Regions from separate parts of the Homo sapiens genome. Here region 1 is linked to region 2. A link is an interaction called in ENCODE POLR2A ChIA-PET data of the cell type or tissue named here. Cell type or tissue: A673. All regions are shown on one strand. Links, peaks and the distances in the headings refer to the core of each region. The heading gives the core; the rest is flanking DNA.

What was found. ChIA-PET counts read pairs that join two places held together with the same protein. Peaks named below come from ENCODE experiments on the same cell type or tissue, not always from the same donor. Only the 100,000 strongest peaks of a DNase experiment are listed, where the experiment ranks them.
Region 1: POLR2A ChIA-PET joins it to region 2 with 16 read pairs; 4 of 35 experiments call an interaction of 5 or more read pairs at or near these places.

The regions. Positions count from the first base shown.
Region 1 is chr3:185,825,181-185,836,391 of GRCh38, reverse strand. No RefSeq gene overlaps it. Among named protein-coding and RNA genes, the nearest start is that of IGF2BP2, 5.7 kb to the right of the region's middle. RefSeq lists silencers at 10,533-10,622, 11,033-11,211. In A673, for the core only: no CTCF peak of the experiment used is centred there; no DNase peak of the experiment used is centred there; H3K4me3 peaks cover 1,169 bases; H3K27ac peaks cover 614 bases.
Region 2 is chr3:185,625,733-185,636,943 of GRCh38, reverse strand. SENP2 (SUMO specific peptidase 2) reads right to left here. Exons shown (of 17, transcript NM_021627.3): 16 at 10,551-10,646; 17 at 3,393-7,162. The coding sequence ends at 7,100. Among named protein-coding and RNA genes, the nearest start is that of SENP2, 45 kb to the right of the region's middle. In A673, for the core only: no CTCF peak of the experiment used is centred there; no DNase peak of the experiment used is centred there; H3K27ac peaks cover 1,284 bases.

The sequences.
Region 1 (11,211 bases), core at 2,789-10,788, 200 kb before region 2:
AAAAAAAAAGAAAAGAAAAAGAAAAGAAACAGCAGAAGCAAATGAATCAATCCAATTTTAAGTGTGTAAGATTGAATAAGTAAATATATTGTAGATAATGGGAGCCAGGTTTCTCACTATTGAAGGCAAGAGTTACAAATATGAAAAGTGGGAAGGAGAATCTTACAGTGTTTCACTGGAATCAGAAGTATCAGTGTGGGCTGGGTGTGGTGGCTCACGCCTGTAATCCCAGCACTTTGGGAGGCCAAGGTGGGTGGATCACCCGAGGTCAGGAGTTTGAGACCAGCCTGGCTAACATGGTGAAACCCTGTTTCTACTAAATAAACAAATATACAAAAATTAGCCAGGCGTGGTGGTGGGCACCTATAACCCCAGCTACTCGGGAGGCTGAGGCAGGAGAATCCCTTGAACCCGGGAGACTGAGGTTGCAGTGAGCTGAGATCGCACCACTGCACTACAGCCTGGGTGACAGAGTGAGACTCTGTCTCAAAAAACAAACAAAACAAAACAAAACAAAACAAAGAAAGTATTAGCGTGAACTTGGGATTTTTTTTTTTTTTTTTTTTTTGAGACGGAGTCTCACTCTGTCACCCAGGCTGGAGTACAGTGGCATGATCTCAGCTCACTGCAACCTCTGTCTCTCGGGTTCAAGCGATTCTCTGCCTGAGCCTCCCAAGTAGCTGGGATTATAGGTGCCTGCCACTATGCCCAGCTAATTTTTTTTTTTTTTGTATTTTTAGTAAAGACGGGATTTCATTATCTTGGCCAGGCTGGTCTTGAACCCTTGACCTTGTGATCCACCTGCCTCGGCCTCCCAAAGTGCTGGGATTACAGGCGTGGGCTACTGTGCCCAGCCCAAACTTGTGATTTTTAATACAGCACTAGCCAGAATAGACAGGTGTAGGTCTATGTGTGTGTTTATGTATATAATCTATTACCTACCTCCTTCAACTAAGAGGGTGTAGAATCAATGATATTCCTGTAGCAGTGAGCATATGTAGCATGCAGATCTTGGTTTATAAATACTAAAAAGTACCTAGACTCCTTGGATAAGTGGTTGATTATAGGCAAGGCAGATAAAGTACAAACCTAAAATAGTAACAGAAGTTCACACGTGCCAGCTTGAAGGGGCTGTTGCTGGCCAAATCTGAGACAATTTGAGCATCAAAATACTTACTAATAGTAAACATTGATGTCACTTTAAATACAATAGGAATCCAGGCCAGGAGTGGTGGCTCACGCAGCACTTTGGGAGGCCAAGGTGGGCGGATCACCTGAGGTCAGGAGTTTGAGACCAGCCTGGCCAACGTGGTTCAGAGTGACAGAGCCAGACTGAGCAAGACTCCATCATAAAACAAACAAAGGAAAAAAAAAAAAGAATCCATTTGTCCACAGTGATACAATACATGGGATGAAGGGAAAGCTCTTACAGTAGAAAGTCAACTAATAAATATAAAAGAAATGATTAAATCAGAATCACCGCTTGTCAACCCTAATAATAATCCAAGCAAGACTCAACACTAGATACTAAAACTCGTGGTTGAAATTTTGATGGGTAACAGAGCATCTACATAGTTTCAAAGTATCTCCCCAAGAGATACTTAGTAATTTTACAATGAAGAAACCTGATACATACTGACACACTGTCTTAACCAAGGGAGCAAAGTTAACATCACCAATAATGGGACCAATCAACAAGTGCTTCCAGACACAATGCACATTATCTGACCACAATTATAACCTCTGTGGCATTCCTGCAAGACAATACAGCACATAAATCTAATCATACGAAAACATCAAACTCATATTCAATGGCATTCTACCAAATAAATAGCCCGTAGTAATCAACATCAATGTCATGAAAAACAAACAATGACTGAAGAACTGTCCAAATTAAAGGAGAGTAAAGAGACTAGGTAACCATACACAACAAATGATTTGGGCTTTTTTTTTTTTTTTTTTTTTTTGAGACGGAGTCTCGCTCTGTCGCCCAGGCTGGAGTGCAGTGGCGGGATCTCGGCTCACTGCAAGCTCCGCCTCCCGGGTTCACGCCATTCTCCTGCCTCAGCCTCCCAAGTAGCTGGGACTACAGGCGCCCGACACTACGCCCGGCTAATTTTTTGTATTTTTAGTAGAGACGGGGTTTCACTGTTTTAGCCGGGATGGTCTCGATCTCCTGACCTCGTGATCCGCCAGCCTCGGCCTCCCAAAGTGCTGGGATTACAGGCGTGAGCCACCGCACCCAGCCTGGGATTTTCTTTTGCAATAATATTGACACAATTCATAAAATTTGAAATTTGAAGAGTCTGCAGATTACAGTATCAATGTTTATTTACTGGTTTTTATCATTGTACTGGGAATAGACTTTTCTTTCTTTCTTTTTTTTTTTTTTTTTGAGACATAGTTTCCCTCTTGTGTCCAGGCAGGAGTGCAATGGCGTGATCTTGGCTCACTGCAACCTCTGCTTCCCGGGTTCAAGTGATTCTCCTGCTTCAGCCTCCCGAGTAGCTGGGATTACAGGCACGCGCCACCACACCCTGCTAATTTTTGTATTATTAGCAGAGACGGGGTTTCACCATGTTGGCCAGGCTGGTCTCGAACTCCTGACCTCAGGTGATCCACCCGCCTCAGCCTCCCAAAGTGCTGGGATTACAGACGTGAGCCACCGTGCCCGGCCTAATTTTTTTTTTAAGCAGATACAAACTGAGGTATTTAGGCATATGATTCAGAGAAACATAAAAGATAAAACAAATGTTAACATTTGGGGAATCTGGGTAAAGAGTATATGGGACTTCTTGTAATATTATTGTGTATATATACACACACATATACTTTTTTTTTAAATGTAGATTCTGGGTAAGCATATTAAGAACGTACTGTAAAACAAAACAAAAGAAAAATAGATTCGTGGGCTTCTACCCTGAAAATTCTGATTCAGGAGTTCTCATGGTAGGTCTTGGGAATCTGTATTTTTGAAGGTTTTCTTGGTGATTATAATGCACATCTGACAAGAATTAACCTCTGTCTCGAAGTAATAAAAATGTAACTAAACATCCATGTACCTGCCACCTACTTTTAAAAAACAAAAATTGGCAGGGCTTGGTGGCTCACGCCTGTAATCCCATCACTTTGGGAGGCTGAGACTGGCAGATCACCTGAGGTCGGGAGTTCGAGACCAGTCTGGCCAACATGGAGAAACTCCCTCTCTACTAAAAATATAAAAATTAGCCGGGCATGGTAGTGCATGCCTGCAATCCCAGTTACTCGGGAGGCTGAGGCAGGAGAATCACTTGAATCCAGGAGGCAGAGGTTGTGGTGAGCCAAGATTGCGCCATTGCACTCCAGCCTGGGCAACAAGAGTGAAACTCCGTGTAAAAAAAAAAATTAAATTAAAAAAACAGAAATTCTATCTGTGCCCTTCCACCTCCCCCTATTCCCTTTTCTCCCTCCTTAAAGGTAATCATTATCCCCAATTTAGAGTTTGCTGTTCCCATGCATGTTTTTGTACAATTATGCCACACAAATGTGTCCATATCAACAACAGAATTGCTTTGCATGTTTTCAAACTTTGTAGAGATCAGCTGTAGTGGCTCACACCTATAATCCCAGCACTTCGGGAGGCCAACGAGGATGGACAGCTTGGGCTCAGGCATTCGAGACCAATCATAGGGAACATGGCGAAACTCCCATCTCTTGCAAAAGTACAAAAAATTAGCCATTGTGGTGGTGAACACCTGTAGTCCCAGTTACTCAGTAGGCTGAGGTGGGAGGAATCTTTCAGCCTGGAAGGCAGGGGTGGCAGTGAGCTGAGATCATGCCATTGTCCTGCAGCCTGGGTGACAAAGCAAGACCCTGTCTCCGGTGGGTCTGGGGGGCAGGGAAGAAAGAAAGAAAACTTCGTATAACCAACATCCTTCTATAACTTTTCACTTAGCATATGTTTGTTTTTGTTTAGGTGGTTAATGTTGACACGTTGCCTATTTTATTTCATCCAGAAGTGAGGAAACAGTAATGATTCCAGAGAAAATGAATAAACATGTGTCCCCTTTGACTCAATATATAGTAGTCAATTTATAGCTATGCCACAATGTACCAGTTTTATTGTTGATGGACATTTAAATTTTTCACCATCACAGTGCTACAATGAATGGTCATATATGTTTCTTCCACAAAGGGTGTGGATGTTTATTTTCTCTGGAGTCATCAGTTTTTACCTCTCTTCTAAATCATGCATAGTCATCCATTATAATTTAAGAAATATGGAGTCTATGGGCACAGATGCAAGTATGTGGGCAAATATTTGAAGTGCTTTTCTGCTTGCTTCTAGTCTCTCAGTGAAATAGAAAGCAGGGTTATCAGCTGAGACCCTGGGTGGAGATGATCAATTAGAAGCTGAAAGTGAGATAAGAAATAACCATCTTGGAGAAAGACTGCCAGGCCGTACTCAGGGCCTGTATCTTCAGCTTTGCTAGATACTGACAAATTACTCTTCAGAGTAATTGTACCTGTGTATACTCTTGCCAGCAGTGGATGACTGTTTCTGATGCTCCATACCCTCACTAAGACCCTTGAACCATCAGAATTTTAAGATTTTTGTCAATTTGATTTTATGTACATATGTATGTATAAATGACAGGGTATCGCTCTGTCACCTAAACTGGAGTGCAGTGGCATGATCATAGCTCACTGTAGCCTGAACCTTTTGGACTCAAGGAATCCTCTTGCCTCAGCCTCCTGAATGGCTAGGACTACAGGTATGTACTACCACACTCTGCTAATTTTTAATTTTTTTTTTTTTTGTAGAGACTGGGTCTTACTTCATTGACCAGGTTGGTCTTGAACTCCTGGCCTCGAGCAGTCCCTCCTGCTTCAGGCTCCCAAAGTGCTGGAATTACAGGCATGAGCCACCATGCCCAGCCAGTGAATAGTTTTAATTTCCCCAATTACTCATGAGTTGAGCTTGAGTTTCATCTTCTGTGAATTAGCCCATTCATACACTTTGCTCGTTTTTCCAATGGTTGTCTTTTTCTAATTGATTTATAAGATCTCTTTATGCAGCTTGGATAATACATCAGTGTTTACACTATGACTGTACAAACATTTTCACTGTTGAGCCTATGACCATTGCTCCTTTCTTGTATGACCACGTATTTTTCCTTCAGTTAATGATTTCCTTGTTTTCCCACTTGTCTGGCTTTCCATATACTTGTGATTAATTTTTTCCAAATGCTCCAACATGTCTGCTATCCTATCAGAAATAATCATTATGCACTCACAGAAATGAGTTCCATTTTGTTGTTGTTCCTTGAAGACCTCATTCTGAGCCATCTATCCTCTTGTTCCAATCTGTGCTGGTTGCTCGTGGGATGGCTGCATTGCAGGCATTCTGGATTTTTAAATTCAGAGTCTACCATGTTGGATTCCTTATTTCCCAAATCCCATGTAATCTTCTTCCATGGTTTTGCTGGCACTTATCTCCCAGTAGCTTCCCCAAAACGGGCATGTCTGAATTCTTGCATATCTTTTTAAACTGATGGTCTCACTAGGTTTAGAATTCTAGATTGAAGATAATTTCCACTCAGTTTTAAAGGCATTGCTCTATTGACTCCCTAGTTTCCTGTTTTAGGAAAATACATTCTCATTCCTGTTCCAACTCCTTTGTATGCGACCTATTTTGTCCAGATGCTTTTATAATTTGAGTTCAGAATTTCATGATGATGTGATTTTTAGATCTTCTATCATTCATTTTGCTGGGCCTTCTGCAAACTCTTTGATCTGGAGATCCATGTCTTTGATTCTGAGAATCTTTTTTGTTTTGCATTATTTCTTCTGTCTTGTTCTCAAACATTTCTGAGTTAACATTTGGATTGGATTTCAAATGTGGAACAGATACTTTGTGTGTCTGTGCCTTTGCATATGCTATTCTTTCTGCCTAGGATGTATTTCCTCTCTTACGTCTTGTATTCTAGTAAATCCCTAATTATCCTTCAAAACCAAAATCAATTCTTTCCTGATGTTCCCTTCCCCAACACTGGGCTGAATGGGATGCTCTATCTTGTATGCTCACAAAGTCTACTGTGGCACCTCTAATGCCATGCTATGGTCTGTTTATATATCTGCCTCCTCCACTGACCATAAATTCCTTGAGATCAGGATGATGTTTATTTATTCTGTATCCTCAGTGCTTAGCACTACACAGTGCCATGAATAAATGAATTCAACAAGGGGATTGTGCAAGATAAATACCATCACATACATCTTCGTTTAATCCCTTAGAGCAAACCTCAGATGGTCATTGTTTATTCAACAATATTACCCGAGCCTTTATTATGGACCAGGTTTCATACGGGCCAAAGGAAATTCTAACAGGAAAATGAGAAGATCTTATTCCTCCAGAAACCCACCATGTAGTAGGGAAGGCTTCCCTCCATCCTCCATGTTTAAAAATTCAGATATAACTCACATACCGTAAAATTTACTCACTTAAAATACACTTCAATGGTTTTTAATATATTCACAGTTGTACAACTATCACTAGACAAAATATTTTTTATCTGTATGAAGTGCTGTGTGTATCATGGGGCCAAGTCAGGGGAAGACAGGAGTTTACCAGGGGAAGAAATGCATTCCAGGGAAAGAGAACAAATGTGCAAAAAGACGGAATTCTGAAATGACCTAGCATTTGCATAATATGAAACTGCAGGGGGAGGTAGGCTAGAGTTTATAGTGAGGAAACAATTGGGCTAGTTTACAAATGAGGAATCTGAAGCTCAAATAGATGAAGTAACTGGCATAAGGCAATTATCTTATGCTAACTCAAGAAAAGGTGTCTAAGGCAGGGGTCCCCAACCTTGGTGCCATGGACTGGTACTGTGGCCTGTTAGGAACCCGGCTACACAGCAGGAGGTGAGGAGCAGGCAAGCATTACTGCCTGAGCTCCACCTCCTGTCAGATCAGCGGTGGCATCAGATTCTCATCGGAACTTGAACCTTATTTTGAACTGCGCATGTGAGGATAGGTTGCATGCTCCCTATGAGAATCTAACTAATGCCTGATGATTTGAGGTGAAGAAGTTTCATCCTGAAACCACCCCCCAACCTGTCTGTGGAAAAATAGTCTTCCATGAAACCGGTCCCTGGTGCCAAAATGGTTGGGGACTACTGGTCTAAGGGACATTACCCTACTACCAAATCATTCCTGATGCACAGGCAGGTGCAGGACCTTCTAAGAATTACCTCCAAATGTTGGCTTTGCCTCAGCCTTCCAGCAAATAGGCTTCACTTTCTCTTTCAACTTCTCACATTATCTAGAGACACTGGTTATACTGACTACATTATCAGTTGAGCAAAAAAACATTCCGCTATAGCTTTGTAGGTTCAAAAGGATCGCTTGAGCTCAAGAGTTTGAGACCAGCCTGGGCAACACAGTGAGATCCCATCTCTTAAAAAAAATTTTAGCTGGGCATGGTGGCATGCATCTGTAGTCCCAGCTACTCGGGAGACTGAGGTGGGAGGACTGCTTGAGTCTGGAAGTTTGAGATTGCAGTGAGCCATGATCACCCCACCACACTCCAGCCTGGGTGACAGTAAGACTTTTTTTAAAAAAAAAAAAAAAAAAAGAAAAGAAAAAGACTTAACACTTATGAACTCTTTGTTGTTAGACTAAAATGTTTTTTCCAGGTGTGTTTCAGGCCCTCCATGTGATTAAGAAAAAATTATACTTTCCTGAGCTTCAGTTTTCTTACCTGAAAAGAAGGATTAAGAAAGCTTGTCCCAGCCACCTTATCACTGTCTTGCCCAAAAGAATCGCTGGGAAACAATGAGGATCTGTACTGCCTTTGAAACTCTTGAGGAAAACATTAGTTAATTCATGCTTTAAAAGGTAATATGCCTACTATAAGATTTTCTCCAAATTTCTGACCTCTGTTAAACATTCATAAAATCTTGGCTTATCAGGTGTAAACCAAGTCTAGATCAATCAAGATGGTCTCTGTTTCAGCTCTCTGGGGGAGGGATAAGTAGGGGAACTCGAGAGAAAACAGGTAGAAAATAAGTTTTGCCTGGCAGGAGCAAGGCCTCTGAATTTCTGACTTTGCACTTGGAGGCTGTCCCCTATTGTCTTCAAAGGTCCCCAACCCCTTCTCTATCATGTGAAAAATAACTCTGCATTCTAAGATAAGGCACTGTAGATGCTGCAAACCAGGGGTGTAGTGGAAGCATGCCCTCCATCACACTTACAGTTCAAGCCCTCCTTCTGCAGCCCTGCTGTTTCCAAAATTCCAGCAGGACAGCTGACAACTGCAGCAAAGAGCAATTATTTCTCTGAAAAAAAAAATTTCAAAGTGACTTGGTGAAGCAGGGTAAGAAGAGTTCACCAGAAGCCACCTGATAGGGTTCGGCTGTGTCCTCACGCAAATCTCATTTTGAAACGTAACTCCCATAATTCCCACATGTCATGGGCGGGACCCGGTGGGAGGTAACTGAATCATGGGGGTGGGTTTTTCCCATGCTGTTCTTGCAATAGTGAATAAGTATCACGAAATCTGATGGTTTTATAAAGGGCAGTTCCCCTGCACACGTGCTCTTGCCTGCCCCCATGTAAGATGTGCCTTTGCTCCTCCTTCACCTTCCGCTATGAGGAGGCCTCCTGGGCCGTGTGGAACTGTGAGTCCATTAAGCCTCTTTTTCTTTATAAATTACCCAGTCTTGGGCATTTCTTCAGAGCAGTATGAAAATGGACTGATACACCACCTCTGCCAAGAATCTGTACATTGTCTAATGTGTTTTTCGTCTCACAGTAAGACCAAATAATTGATGTATCTAAAATGCTACACAACAACAACAACAACAACAAGTTTTTCTGACCTGTTGGAGAGGAATGAGGCCAACTATTCCTGCCACTCTCGTTTCTCCTTTACATGTACCTGTGAATAATAAGCAAATATGCTGTCCTATAATATAAAGGTGACCATATCAATTAGGAGCACATGTGTAAATAATCTAAAGATGGTTAGTTCAGTCTGCTGAGGTTTATGCATGCACAAGTCATGTTCATTTGTGATTCTCTGATACAATTTAGTAAAGAAGCATCCACACCTAGTTTATCTATTACTTTGGGGATTAGTAACCAAGTTCATTCTCAACTCCTGGAGCAGTAAAATCCGATTCTTTTTCTAGAGAGAGAAAAAAATATGTGAATACTTGAGACAAAAGCCAGAATTCAAATAACTGCAAATATCTAGGTGAAAATGGATTCATTACTTTCTCCTCTGGATACCTAATTAGTTAAGAAGATCTCCTTCTGTAGAATAAAGTATTTTAAAAGTTCATGAATTCCTGGGGGAAAGAAGAGAAACAGGCATTAAGTGTCTGACCACCCATGTCTCAACACGCTAGGCAGTTATCCTTCTTGTAGCCCTCACAACAGCCCTGCGAGGACTGGTTATTTTATCTCCTTATAGATGAAGAAACTTAGGCTCGAGAATGCTGGAACATCTCAGGGCACAAAGATGGGGGCAGAGAGAAGGTCTGAGTCCGGGGCAGATAGGCCTTCCACTCCAACAGTGTTTACCAGACCAGAATCACCTGGGAGTACTTGCGGAAAATACAAAATCCAGCAAGCCCCATTCTCTCCACGCCGCTCATCAACAGGAAAGCTTGGGAAAGACAATACTACTTCACGACCCAGTCAGGAGACCCGAACTTGTTCCATTCCTACATTCGTGACTTCTCCACCCAAGGACACTCCCCGCACCCGCGCCCCAACGCCTTCACAAAACCCAACATATCCGCGATCAAACCTTCAACTCTCCCAGTGGCCCCCAGAGGTCCAGAGCTTGGAATCTTCTTCTGCCTCCTCACCTCTGAATCCCGCCATTCTTCTCCCTCCTGTAGAATTTCATTTCCTGGCTGGGACCAGGCTCTAACCATCAGGCTTCCAGCCGGGCCCCGGAACTTGCAGCCCGCTCTAGCCTGTCTGGCTCCTGCCCGAGCCCCTCGGCTCCAGCCTGCTCTCATCCCAACCCTGCCTCTTCCGTCGGTCACGTTGTTTCCTCCGCTTGGAAGGACCTCTTTCCTCTCCGGGCCCTTCCCAGTGCTCGGGGAACTCCTACACAGCCTGCGCTCCTCCGCTTCCAGCCACCCTCGCCTCCCACCACCCTGGCTTTGGAGCTGAACCGGCCGCGCAGCCGGGCGGCGACCATCCGTCCCCCGGCCGCTGACCCCAGCGCTCCGGCCTCGCCGCAGTCCCTGGCCCCTCGGCGTTCGTTTCCCCACCCGCCACCTGGCTTTCGCCGCCGCCGCCCGGGAAGCCCTCGGCACTTCCCAGAATAGAGAGCAGCTGCCAACGTCAGGCTGCCGCCTGCCGCGGGGTTCCGGACACGCGGGGTCTGGGCGGAGAGGACGTGACTCCGCGCTGGCCTTCCGCCTTCCCTCCCCGGTCGGGAAACTGAGGCCCGGGACCGGGAACCACTTCCCCGCGAGCACGGTCCGCGAGGGCCCGGCCAACCCCGGTCCTAGGCGTCCCGACTCCCGCGCGCGATCCTTCGACCACACGCGCCGCTCGGTCACCTCAGAGAGCGTGGCGGGGAGCGGGTCTCAGAGCGAGCGCACGGCCCGGGAACGCGCAGGGCGCCAGCCCCGGCCAAGTCGCTGCGAAAGTTGTTGTCTCCCAGCCTGCCCTCGCCTCTCACCTCCGGGACACACCTTCCCGCTTGCCCTGGCAGCAGCGCACTCACATCCGGTCCACCTTGCGCACACCCCTCTCCGCGCTCACTCGCAGCCCCTCTCCCTCCCACGCCCGCGGCTCCCCGTCGCCCCCTCGCGCGCTCCCACCCGCGCCCGGGGCGCGCCTTCCCCGCCCCGCCGCTCGCCCGGCCTCGGCGCCGCGCCCGCCCGGGGTTCCGGCGCCCGGAGCCCCAGCCCGGGGCCGCGACCCGCTTCCGCCCGCCTGGCGCGGGGCCGGAGCCCGAGCAGCCACTGCCGAGCGCGGTGGGCGCGAGGCGAGGGGCGCAGCGGCGCGGGGCGGGGAGGGGGCGCTCGCTCGCTCCCTCTCGGCTGCGCACACGCCCGTACAAACTCTCACACAGACACACGCGGGGTGCGCTGCCGCCGCCCGCCGCTGCTCCTCCTCCCGCCACCGCCTTGAGAGGGAGAGAGAGGGAGGCAGAGAGAGCGCTTTGTCCGCGCGCCGCCGCCCGGCCCGGGACTCTGC
Region 2 (11,211 bases), core at 1,799-9,798:
CAGGCTGGTCTCGAATTCCTGACCTCAAGTGATCTGCCTGCCTTGACCTCCCAAAGTGCTGGGATTACAGGCGTGAGCCACCGTGCCCGGCCCATTCTTCTAATCTAACTCATATCAGCCACATAAAGTCATTGTCTCTAGAAACCCTAATTGAGTGTTCTTAACAGCTCTTGCTCTCTCAGAAACAGCTGGCACGAGGGAAAAACCTCATAGACAAAATTATATTCTTTTTATTTTCCCTTTGGACAAAGGGTCTTCCTCTGTTGCCCAGGCTGGAGTGCAGTGGCACAGTCGTGGCTCACTGCAGCCTCAACCTCCTGGGCTCAAGCAGTCCTCCAACCTCTGCCTCCTGAGTAGCTGGGACTACAGGCATGCACCACCACACCTGGCTAATTTTTCAAATAATTATTTTTATTTCAATAGTTTTTTGGGGGGCCTGGTGGCTCACACCTGTAATCCCAGCACTTTGGGAGGCCGAGGTGGGTGGATCACTTGAGGTCAGGAGTTTGTGGCCACCCTGGCCAACATGGTGAAACCCCGTCTCTACTAAAAATACAAAAATTAGCCAGATGTGGTGGTGTGCGCCTGTAATCCCAGCTACTTGGGGGGCAGAGGTGGGAGGATTGCCTGAGCCCAGGAAGTCAAGGCTGCAGTGACCTGAAGTCACGCCGCCACGCTCCAGCACAGGCAAGAGTGAGCCCGTCTCCAAAAAAAAAAGGGGGAAAGGTTGTAGGTGAATAAGACATTACCTACACAGGGCAAGAAACAGGGTGAAGCCAGCAAAACTACTGTGAATGCATTTGTGTAGTTTTTGCTCTTGGACTGGTGTTTATTTTACAGAACTACAAAACAAAAGCAAAAAGCAAGTCCCTAAACACTAAGAAAAAATGAATCCAACTGTGTATCAAGTTGACAGCATAATCAGAGAAAAAATTATTTTAATTTTAAAACTATTTTCATTGCGGGTCTCTAGTGGGATATATTCTAAGAATAAAAATAATTGCAGGCCAGGCGCGGTGGCTCACACCTGTAATCCCAGCACTTTGGGAGGCCAAGGTGGGCAGATCACGAGGTCAGGAGTTCAAGACCAGCCTGGCCAACATGGTGAAACCCCCATCTCTACTAAAAATACAAAAATTAGCCGAGTGTGGTGGCAGGCACCTGTAGTCCCAGCTACTCAGGAGGCTGAGGCAAGAGACTCGCTTGAATCCCGGAGGCAGAGGCTGCAGTGAGCCAAGATTGCACCATTGCACTCCAGCCTGGGTGAGACAGAGCCAGACTGTGTCTCAAAAATAAAATAAAAATAAAGGGATGATTCATGTCCCACCCAGGACAGAGCAGAACAGTGAGAGATTTTATCATGTTACTCAGAATGGTGTACAATTTAAAACTTCAAAGTGTTTATTTCTGTTATTTTCATTTAATGTTTTCAAACCACAGTTGATCAAGAGTAACTGAAACAAGGAAAGCAAAACCACAGGTAGGGGGGTTTCTGTACTGTTCCATTTTGCCTAAGTCTTGAAATCCCCACAAGAAAAGTTTTTTTTGTAAAGTAGTTGAAAGAAAGAATTGTTGACTAAAATGATATTAAATCCCCTCAAATGAACTGAAGGCCTACACATGAAAAATGTTATAAAACTTAAATCAGTGGAGACGCAATCATCCCATGCTGGAAGAAATGTCAAAATACCAATGGGTAATTATCTTTTTCCTGATTTTTAAAAATATACATAATTTTTAACCCAGAAATTGTAATGCTAAGAGTTTCTTAGAATAAACCAAACATTGTGCAAGATGTTATATTCAGTAATACTGGATTAAATAAATGTTATAGCCATATAGTGGAATACTGTGCCATTAAAATGATATATTTATTGATGTGAAAATGTTCCAGTGGAAAAGGAGTTATATAACCGTTTATATAATTCTGTATTTGTTGTTAATAACAAGTTATATACACACACAAGCCTGTACATGTATTCACACACCCATGAAGGGGGAAGGCCAGGATATATACCCACTTTTTTTTTTTTTTTTGAGACAGAGTCTCAGGCTGGAATGCAGTGGTGTGCTCTCGGCTCACTGCAACCTCCGCCTCCCGGGCTGAAGCGATTCTCCTGCCTCAACCTCGCCAGTAGCTGGGATTACAGGTGCCCACCACCACACCCAGCTAATTTTTGTATTTCTAGTAGAGATGGGGTGTCATCATGTTGGTCAGGCTGGTCTTGAACTCCTGACCTCGTCACTGGCCCAACTCCGCCTCCCAAAGTGCTGGGATTACATGTGTGAGCCACCGCGCCCGCCCCAAATGTTAATGTTAAGAGGTATTAACTCTGGTTGTGAATTTGCAGAATTAACTTTCTTTACCTTATCGGTATTTTCTATGAACCCCTATTACTGATATAATTAAATAAAAATAAAAGGAGACAGGGTGGTAGTGTGGGATCAGACTTTATGATCACCATGAGGAGGGGGGTGTTGCTGGGAGGCCGTGGAAGGGGAGTGGTAAGGTTGCCCAGTGTGTTCTTAAAGTACATACTGCCAAGAACTCTCTCTGTTGCTTCTCCTGGCACTTTCCTAAGAAGTGTATTCCAAAAAATAGTTCCACAGGTGTCTCATAGAAAAGGGTTCAATGTCCAAGTTTTGGGAAATGCTAGGTTAAGACATAACTCGTTCATATCAAACTTCTTATGATGTTTGTTATACATCCCCAGGAGGAAAGGACATGGTACACATATTCATTGGCCCACAGACCCTTTGCTTTATATCCTTTAAAAACAAACAAACAAAAAAAAACAACAACAAAAAAAAACTGAGGTCTTGCTATCTTGCCCAGGCTAGTCTCAAACTCCTGGGCTCAAGCAATTCTCCTGCCTCAATGGCCCCCAAAGTGCTGGGATTTCATATTTTTTATACAAGTTACAAGACTTCTACTTAACACATTTTAGGAAATGCCCATCTGAGAACCTAAAGATTGTTTCCACCACATATTTCCATCAAAAGTCTCAAAGCTGCTAGTCTGTTTTCCTAGATTTAGATGGAGTCATCTCAAAACAGCCTCACATTTATAATATATATGGTATTTTTTGGTCTCAGGCTTTATGGTTTTAAACATCATTTGCCTCGCGGTCAGGTCACTTAGAGCAGTATTTTCCTTCTCTGCATTATCTGTCCATTAGTGGGCAGAGAAATCAACTTGGTGGTTACAACCTAAATGTTTTTAAAAACTGAAATAAAACTATCATCATAGTAAGGATATGTATTACTTCACAAAAGTGTATGTGCAATGTTGTTTGTGTCCATATACAATCACACTGTGTGTGTGTGTGTGTGTGGTCACAACATAAAATACTTATTCCTATGAGTTGCAATAAAAAACAAGTGAAAGCCACTGAATTAAAGAGATGAATTTATTGGTAAATAGATAAAATTAACACCTATTTTAATATATCCAAACCCCTTCCTTATATATATTAGGTAAATTAAAAGAAAAAAATTATCAAAGCAATACTACAGCCAGCTACATCGCCAATTTACAAATGAGTTAGTAAGTACCATAAGTTTGTTTGAATATCAGGTGCTTCAGAGTTTTTCTCAAACAGTTACAAAAGAGATTAGGTTCCCAATCAGTTCACAAAAGCTAATTTAAAGAATGTAGCTTAACTACAGTACTGAGGTTGTCACACACTTAACTTTCGGTCTCTTGCTTATTTATTCATATCTGAGGTTCACTGTTTCTACTAGGATACATTCCGCCCACACCCACACCTTGGTCCCCACATCAAGCAGCTCCTCACAGCAGGAAGACATCCGCTATCAGACATGGTTTTCTGAAGTTGTGCTTAGGATTTCAGAGGAGGAAAAATTCAGAGGTTCTAATAGCCTTCGGTAACTGAGGTAGAATATGGGGCTCCCAAGAATATCTTCCATATGCCCCAAATCTGTTTCCCTCCCACCCCCATCCAGCTCTGTTCAAGGTCAAGTTTGAGAAAGATACGTGTTCTCAATGGTATATTTTTAAAATCCACATCAATTTTTAAGAGACTACCTGCTAAAGGAGAATAATGGCTCACTGCATCTTTTCTCAACCCCCTAAACTATTTTAAAAACACACTGGCAGGGACAGGTGCAATGGCTCACGCCTGTAATCCCAGCACTTTGGGAGGCCGAGGCGGGCAGATCACTTGAGGTCGGGAGTTTAAGACCAGCCTGACCAACATGGAGAAACCCCGTCTCCACTAAAAATACAAAATTAGCCAGGGGTGGTGGCACATGCCTGTAATCCCAGCTACTCGGGAGGCTGAGGCAGGAGAATCGCTTGAACCTGGGAGGTGGGGGTTGCAGTGAGCTGAGATAGCGCCATTGCACTCCAGCCTGGGCGACAAAAGTGAAACTCCGTCTCAAAAACAGGCTGGGTGAGGTGGCTCATGACTGTAATACCAGCACTTTGGGAGGCCGAGGCGGGTGGATCACCTGAGGTCAGCAGTTCAAGACCAGCCTGGCCAACATGGCGAAACCCCATCTCTACTAAAAGTACAAAAATTAGCAGGGTGTGGTGGTGGGCACCTGTAATCCCAGCTACGCAGGAGGCTGAGGCAGGAGAATCGCTTGAACCTGGGAGGCGGAGGTTGCAGTGAGCTGAGATCACACCATTGTACTCCAGCCTGGGCGACAAGAGACTCTGTCGCAAAAAAAAAAAAAAAAAACAAAAAAAAAAAACAAAAAAAAAACCACTGGCTTTAATGGTGATAATTTGCTACTAATAAAATCAATAGCTGTTTTTCAACTGAACACTTAAACTTTTAGATCCAAATAAACTGTTTGGATCTAAAAAACTATATTACTAACATGTTTCCTTATGCCAAGGGAGACATGTGAGTGCCTAGAGAAGTATGGCCTGTGGTCTCCCACATTCAATTCAGGAACTCAGGGTCAAGCAGAAGGCCATGCTATAGACTTCAACACTCTGCTCTTCCCAATTTCATTATGTCCTGCAAGTTTTAAGAGCCGTCCGGAAGAGTGTAGGTTAATGGAAAGCTCAGTGAGAACTGCTCTGAAGAAGCCCCTCAAAATAATACATTAAGCTCAGCATCATTCACGTGGGCGGAATACAAACTGACATTCCTAACAGGACTTACCTAGCATGGACTCGATCTTAACCATGGTACCAAACTCTCAAGTGAAGCACACTGATGCCTGGTGAAAGCCAGGCGTTTGGTATGATGCTGACCTAGTGAACCTCTGGCCTTTTTGGCTGTGCTCATTACCTGGTCCCAGCACTCACTGGCACAATGCCAGGAGCCCAGAGAAAGGAGCAGGGGCTGCGGGGGGGGGGGGGGGAGGGGGAAGGGGGGAGGGAGGGTGGGGAAAGGGGAGAAGGGGGGAGGGTGGGGGAAAGGGGGAGGGTGGGTGTTAGGGAGAGAGGGAGGGGGAGGGAGGGGGAGGGGGGGGAGGGAGGGAGGGGGGAGGGAGGGAGGGGGAGGGGAGAGGGAGGGAGGGGGAGTGGGAGGGGGGGGGGAGAGGTGTGGTACAACCTGCTCCCGCTTCAGTCATCACCCACCACATGGCCTCTGGCTGACCATCCAGTAGGCCCAGCATTTTCCATCCACACCACAGGCCCCATGTCCTAAACCAGGAGTTTTACAAGTCTCAGGGAACTGGCTGCAATAGCTGTAACCAGTATACCTCTGGGACCAGCAGCCGGAGCACTGCAAATGGCAGGCGTGTAGATTCATAGGTAACACGTGCACAATTTTTCCAGTTTTACCTCTTGCTTTTATGAACCAGAACAAGTCTGGGAGGTTTAAGTAGGGAGAGGGTTAGAAATCATTTCAGCATATACTTTTTTAGGTTCTGCCAGACCACCTTTTATTACATCAGAAAAGCAACACTAGGCACTAGATCTTGCAAAATATGTTCTGACCAACTCTAAACTGTCTGAAGTTATAACCATATCAGTAAGGTTTTTAATGAACAAAAAAGTTAAATACAAACTTTCATATGCAAAATAGATTATTGTATAACTGGCAACCTCAGAGCCAAGTACTAAATTTTCTTCCACAAATTTCAGTGGGGATGGAGTGGGGAGATGTTAGTCTTAATGAGTAGAAAACTTAATTTAGACTTAATATATAGAAAACAAAAACTCTGAGGAAAAATAGCTTTAAATTGAATAGTATCTTTTGAAATAAACAGCTCAGGCCAGCCCCTACAATTCTGAGGTTTATACTCAACCAGATCTGGGATGAAAATGAAGATTTAGGGTTTACAGTTACTTCAAATCCATGAATCCAGTTTGAAGACTAAGCCAAGTCACCACATTTCCAGAAGGGGAAGTCTCTTTAAGGTGACCACAACACTCTTCGGAAGATGCTTGGATAATCAGAGTCCCTTGGGCACAGTTCCACTGTTCACGGCACTGTGCCAACGCTGTAGTGTCAGACTTCCTCTGAAAGGCAACAGGAGCCCTATCCCACAGCATTTTCATTTCTCCCAGCATTTTTTGAGCCTCAAAAAAACAAAAACAAAAAAAATCCCAAACCCTCCAGCTTCATGTTGGCAGTTACTGCTCCAGCTCCACTTCCTTCCGCCCCCAGTGAGAGTTCCCTCCTGCTCTTCAGCAGGGAGTGGCAGCTTGAGTAACATTCCTTTCAGAAATAAATAGTTCAAACAAGTAATTTAGAGCTAACTGTAAAAGAGCAGCAGTAAATGACCACTGCCCATTATGTTTGCAAACGAGTGAGTGAATGAATACGCTGAACAAACACACAGAAACAAACAATTCACAGAATAAATCCTGCATTTCCCACATTCATAGGGAAAAGAATCTCTTAAAAAAAATATTAGTTAGCGTTTGTTCTTGTGTGGGTTGAACAGTCCAAAGCTCTGAGCAGGCACAGCCTTACAAACAGGATTGCAAGCAGCCCTCTGCACCCCAAGTCAGGACTAGAGTACAGTGAGAGGCCTTCATGCACTTTTGACAGCTCAGTACCTGTGAGAACAGAAGTGATGCAGGGACTTTTTAACCCACAATGCATGAGGTATATGGAAATGTCTGTGAAAGAACCACCAGCAGCTAGAGGGACCAGGCAAAGTTTTCTCACAGCAACTGCTGATGAAGGATTTCCCACACCATCTTCTTCCGGAAGAGAGGCATCTGGTGCTGCAAAGAACCCCATAAACAACGCCCGCATTACATATTAATGTGCATGGCAGCACAACCTTCAGGTGTAATCATGTAATAAAGCAGGATGTCCATGTGCTTTTTCTAAGTGTTGACATTTTTACATCATGGAACATACTTATAAAACCATTTTTAACAGTTCATAATTACATGATATGTACCATAAGCACTTTTTTTTTTTTTTTGAGATGGAGTCTTGCTGTGTCACCCAGGCTGGAGTGCAGTGGCGCGATCTGCTCACTGCAACCTCTGCCTCCTGGGTTCGAGCGATTCTTGTCCCTCAGTCTCCAGCGTAGCTGGGACTACAGGTATGTGCCAGCACACCCGGCTTATTTTTTATATTTTTAGTAGAGACAGGGTTTCACCATGTTGGCCAGGCTGGTCTTGACCTCCTAACTGCAGGTGATCCGCCCGCCTCAGCATCCCAAAGTGCTGAGATTATTTATAGGCAAAAGCCACCACAGGCGGCCTACCATAAGCATTTTTATATGTTAAGGAAAACCAAAGCAGGATGTAGAATTATACAGTATAGTACAACTTCACAGTCCTGCAAATATCCACGTGGTGGCACAATAGGCAACTTTTCTACTTATATGAATTTTCAAAACATTCTAAAATGAACATATTCTGTTTTTTTATGAGAAAAACGTATTTATTTAAATAAAAAACAACAAAATCTACAAGTTTCTTTCTGCTCTACCAGGCGTTGTACATTGCCAATTCTGTTCAAACAGCAACTTCTCCCTTTAAAATCTCATCTTATTAGGTTCAGAGAACAGCCAACTGCTTTGCTATTTGGCAACATGAAACAATGAGATGTTTTGCTTAATAAATGATTCTGCTTTAACTGAGAATCACTACATGGGCAATTTGCAAAGCAGCAACACAAAAAGCAACTCCAAAATTACCCGTAGTACAACTAGTCCTTCTAGTGTATACGGAAGTTCACATTCTTGGCCAGGCGCGGTGGCTCACGCCTGTAATCCCAGCACTTTGGGAGGCCAAGGTGGGCATATCACCTGAGGCCAGGAGTTCGAAACCAGCCTGACCAACATGGAGAAACCCCGTCTCTACTAAAAATACAAAATTAGCCAGGGGTGGTGGCGCATTCCTGTAATCACGGTTACTTGGGAGGCTGAAGCGGAAGACTTGCTTGAACCCGGGAGGCGGAGGTTGCAGTGAGCTGAGATTGCGCCATTGCACTCCAGCCTGGGCAACAAGAACGAAACTCCGTCTCAAACAAAAAAAGAAGTTCACATTATTGAGGCACTCCTGATGTATCATTATAAATAGTTGGATGTCCCTTACTATAAACTAGTGATGTCACCGGGCGTGGTGGCACATGCCTGTAATCCCAGCACTTTGGAAGGCCAAGGCAGGTGGATCACCTGAGGTCAGGAGTTCAAGACCAGCCTGGCCAATATGGTGAAACCCTGTCTCTACTAAAAATACAAAAATTAGCCAGGCATGGTGGTACATGCCTGTAGTCCCAGCTACTGGGGAGGCTGAGGCAGAAGAATCGCTTGAACCTGAGAGGGAGGTTGCAGTGAGCCAAGATCACACCACACTGCACTCCAGCCTGGGCAACAGAGCAAGACTCCATCTCAAAATAATAATAATAATAATAATAAACTAGTGATGTCCTCCCTAGGGGTGGGGGCTAAAAAGTCTTAACACATGATTCTTAAATTATTTTAAATAGTTCAAAACATCTAGTAAAAACTGCACATTTGCTCTTAGTAAAACTGCTGAGACTAAGCAATAAATGCCTTTATTTTTTACTGGAATTATATTAATTCAGCACGGGAGTCCTAGTTACTTCACGTAATAGAGTTTGTATTACAGTTTGTATTCATGGAATACATACAGTTTGCTTGGTAGACAACATCTATCAAAATAAGGTCTGTGGATGAAAAATATTCTTTAATGAGGTTGTCCTCAGTTGTAAAAAGGTTGAGAATCCACTGTTACAAATTCTCAAGAATTCCCAACATACTTGAGTTTCCAATCAAATGCAAAGCCATGGAGAATTAAACAAAAGAGCAGAACAGGCCAGGCGCGGTGGCTCACGCCTGTAATCCCAGCACTTTGGGAGGCTGAGGCAGGTGGATCACGAGGTCAGGAGTTCGAGACCAGCCTGGCCAACACGGTGAAACCCCATCTCTGCTAAAAATACAAAAATTAGCTGGGCATGGTGGCGCATGCCTGTAGTCCCAGCTACTGGGGAGGCTGAGGCAGGAGTATTGCTTGAACCCAGAAGGCAGAGGTTGTAGTGAGCTGAGATCGTGCCACTGCACTCCAGCCTGGGCAACAAAGCGAGACTCCATCTCAAAAACAAAACAAAACAAAACAAACACAAAAGAGCAGAACAGAAAGGAAAAGCAGTATTCACAAGTTACATCTTAGACCTGTGGCTTCAGTTCTCACAGGCCGATTTTTCCCTTGCTATTAAACACTGACATACCTCTTTCTTTGGCTAGAAATAATAATACACAGGAACCAATGAATGCCACAGTTCAGAGATTTGCAAATTGTGCCCATTGTGTCACCAAAGACTAGGATAAACCTGAGAGCAGATAAAATAACCCTGATTCTGGCAGGAGTAGGGCTAAAACCAAGATTTACAGCAATAAGAATAGCACAGCTACTACTATTTTTTTTTTTTTTTTTTTTTTTTGAGACAGGGTTTCTCTCCTGTTGCCCCAGGCGGCTGAAGTGCAATGGCACGATCTCGGCTCACCACAACCTCCACCTCCCGGGTTCAAGCAATTCTCCTGCCTCAGCCTGCCTCCCTAGTAGCTGGGATTACAGGCATGCACCACCACGTGGCTAATTTTTTGTATTTTTAGTAGAGACATGGTTTCTCCATGTTGGTCAGGCTGGTCTCGAACTCCTGACCTCAGGTGATCCACCTGCCTCGGCCTCCCAAAGTGCTGGGATTACAGGCATGAGCCCAGCTACTACTATTTATTTTATTTATTTATTTTTGAGACAGAGTCTCGCTCTGTCACCCAGGCTGGAGTGCACTGGTGCGACCTCGGCTCACTGCAACCTCCACCTCCTGGGTTCAAGTGATTCTCCTGCCTCAGTCTCCTGAGTAGCTGGGATTATAGGCATGCACCACCACGCCTGGCTAATTTTTGTATTTTTAGTAGAGATGGGGTTTCACCATGTTGGCCAGGCTGGTCTTGAACTCCTGACCTCAGGTGGTCCACCCGCCTCGGCCTCCCAAAGTGCTGGGATTACAGGTGTGAGCCACCACGCCTGGCCAGCTACTACTATTGAGAGCTGAATGTGTGCCAGGCACTGGCCAAGTGCCTTATCTTGCTTAGTAACAAGTAAATGGATGAAGAGGGTCTTCACTCACCTGAGTAAATGTGATAGGTTTGTCCCTAGAAATATAATCTGCATATTTACAAGTAAACATTCCACAATCACTCCCATTCAGCTGTTGAGGAATCTCCTAAAATTACAAAGAAAAAAGAAGAGAGGAAAGGGTAAAACATCATTAAATACAAATTCCTTGGACTTTTTCTAAATATTGCTGTAAACAATATTATAAAGGTAAATATTAAATCAGGTATTACCTAAACACACAGTCATATACAAAAAACACAATTATTCTTACTCTATGTGGTATAAAACATAGATCATAGCAAGGGAAAAACAGGCCTTGTGAGAACTGAAGCCACAGGTCTAAGATGTAACTTGTGAATACTGCTTTTCCTTTCTGTTCTGTTCTTCTGTTTAATTCTCCATGGCTCTGCATTTGATTGGAAACCCTAACTATGAGATGGAGTGCATGACCCGACCCCACAGGAAATGCTTTTCAGAAGAGAAAAACACAAAGTGAGAGTTGCATCTCTCAGCTCCCATTCCAAGAAACCAAACTGAAAGGAGGTTTACTACCAGGGATGCTAGTCAGAATTATTTCAGAAGCATTTATCAATTTTAAAAAGGGCCAAGTGTGGTCAATCGGAAATGTAACTTCTCTAGCTAAGAAAATAAGACTACTGCTTTGGACCCTA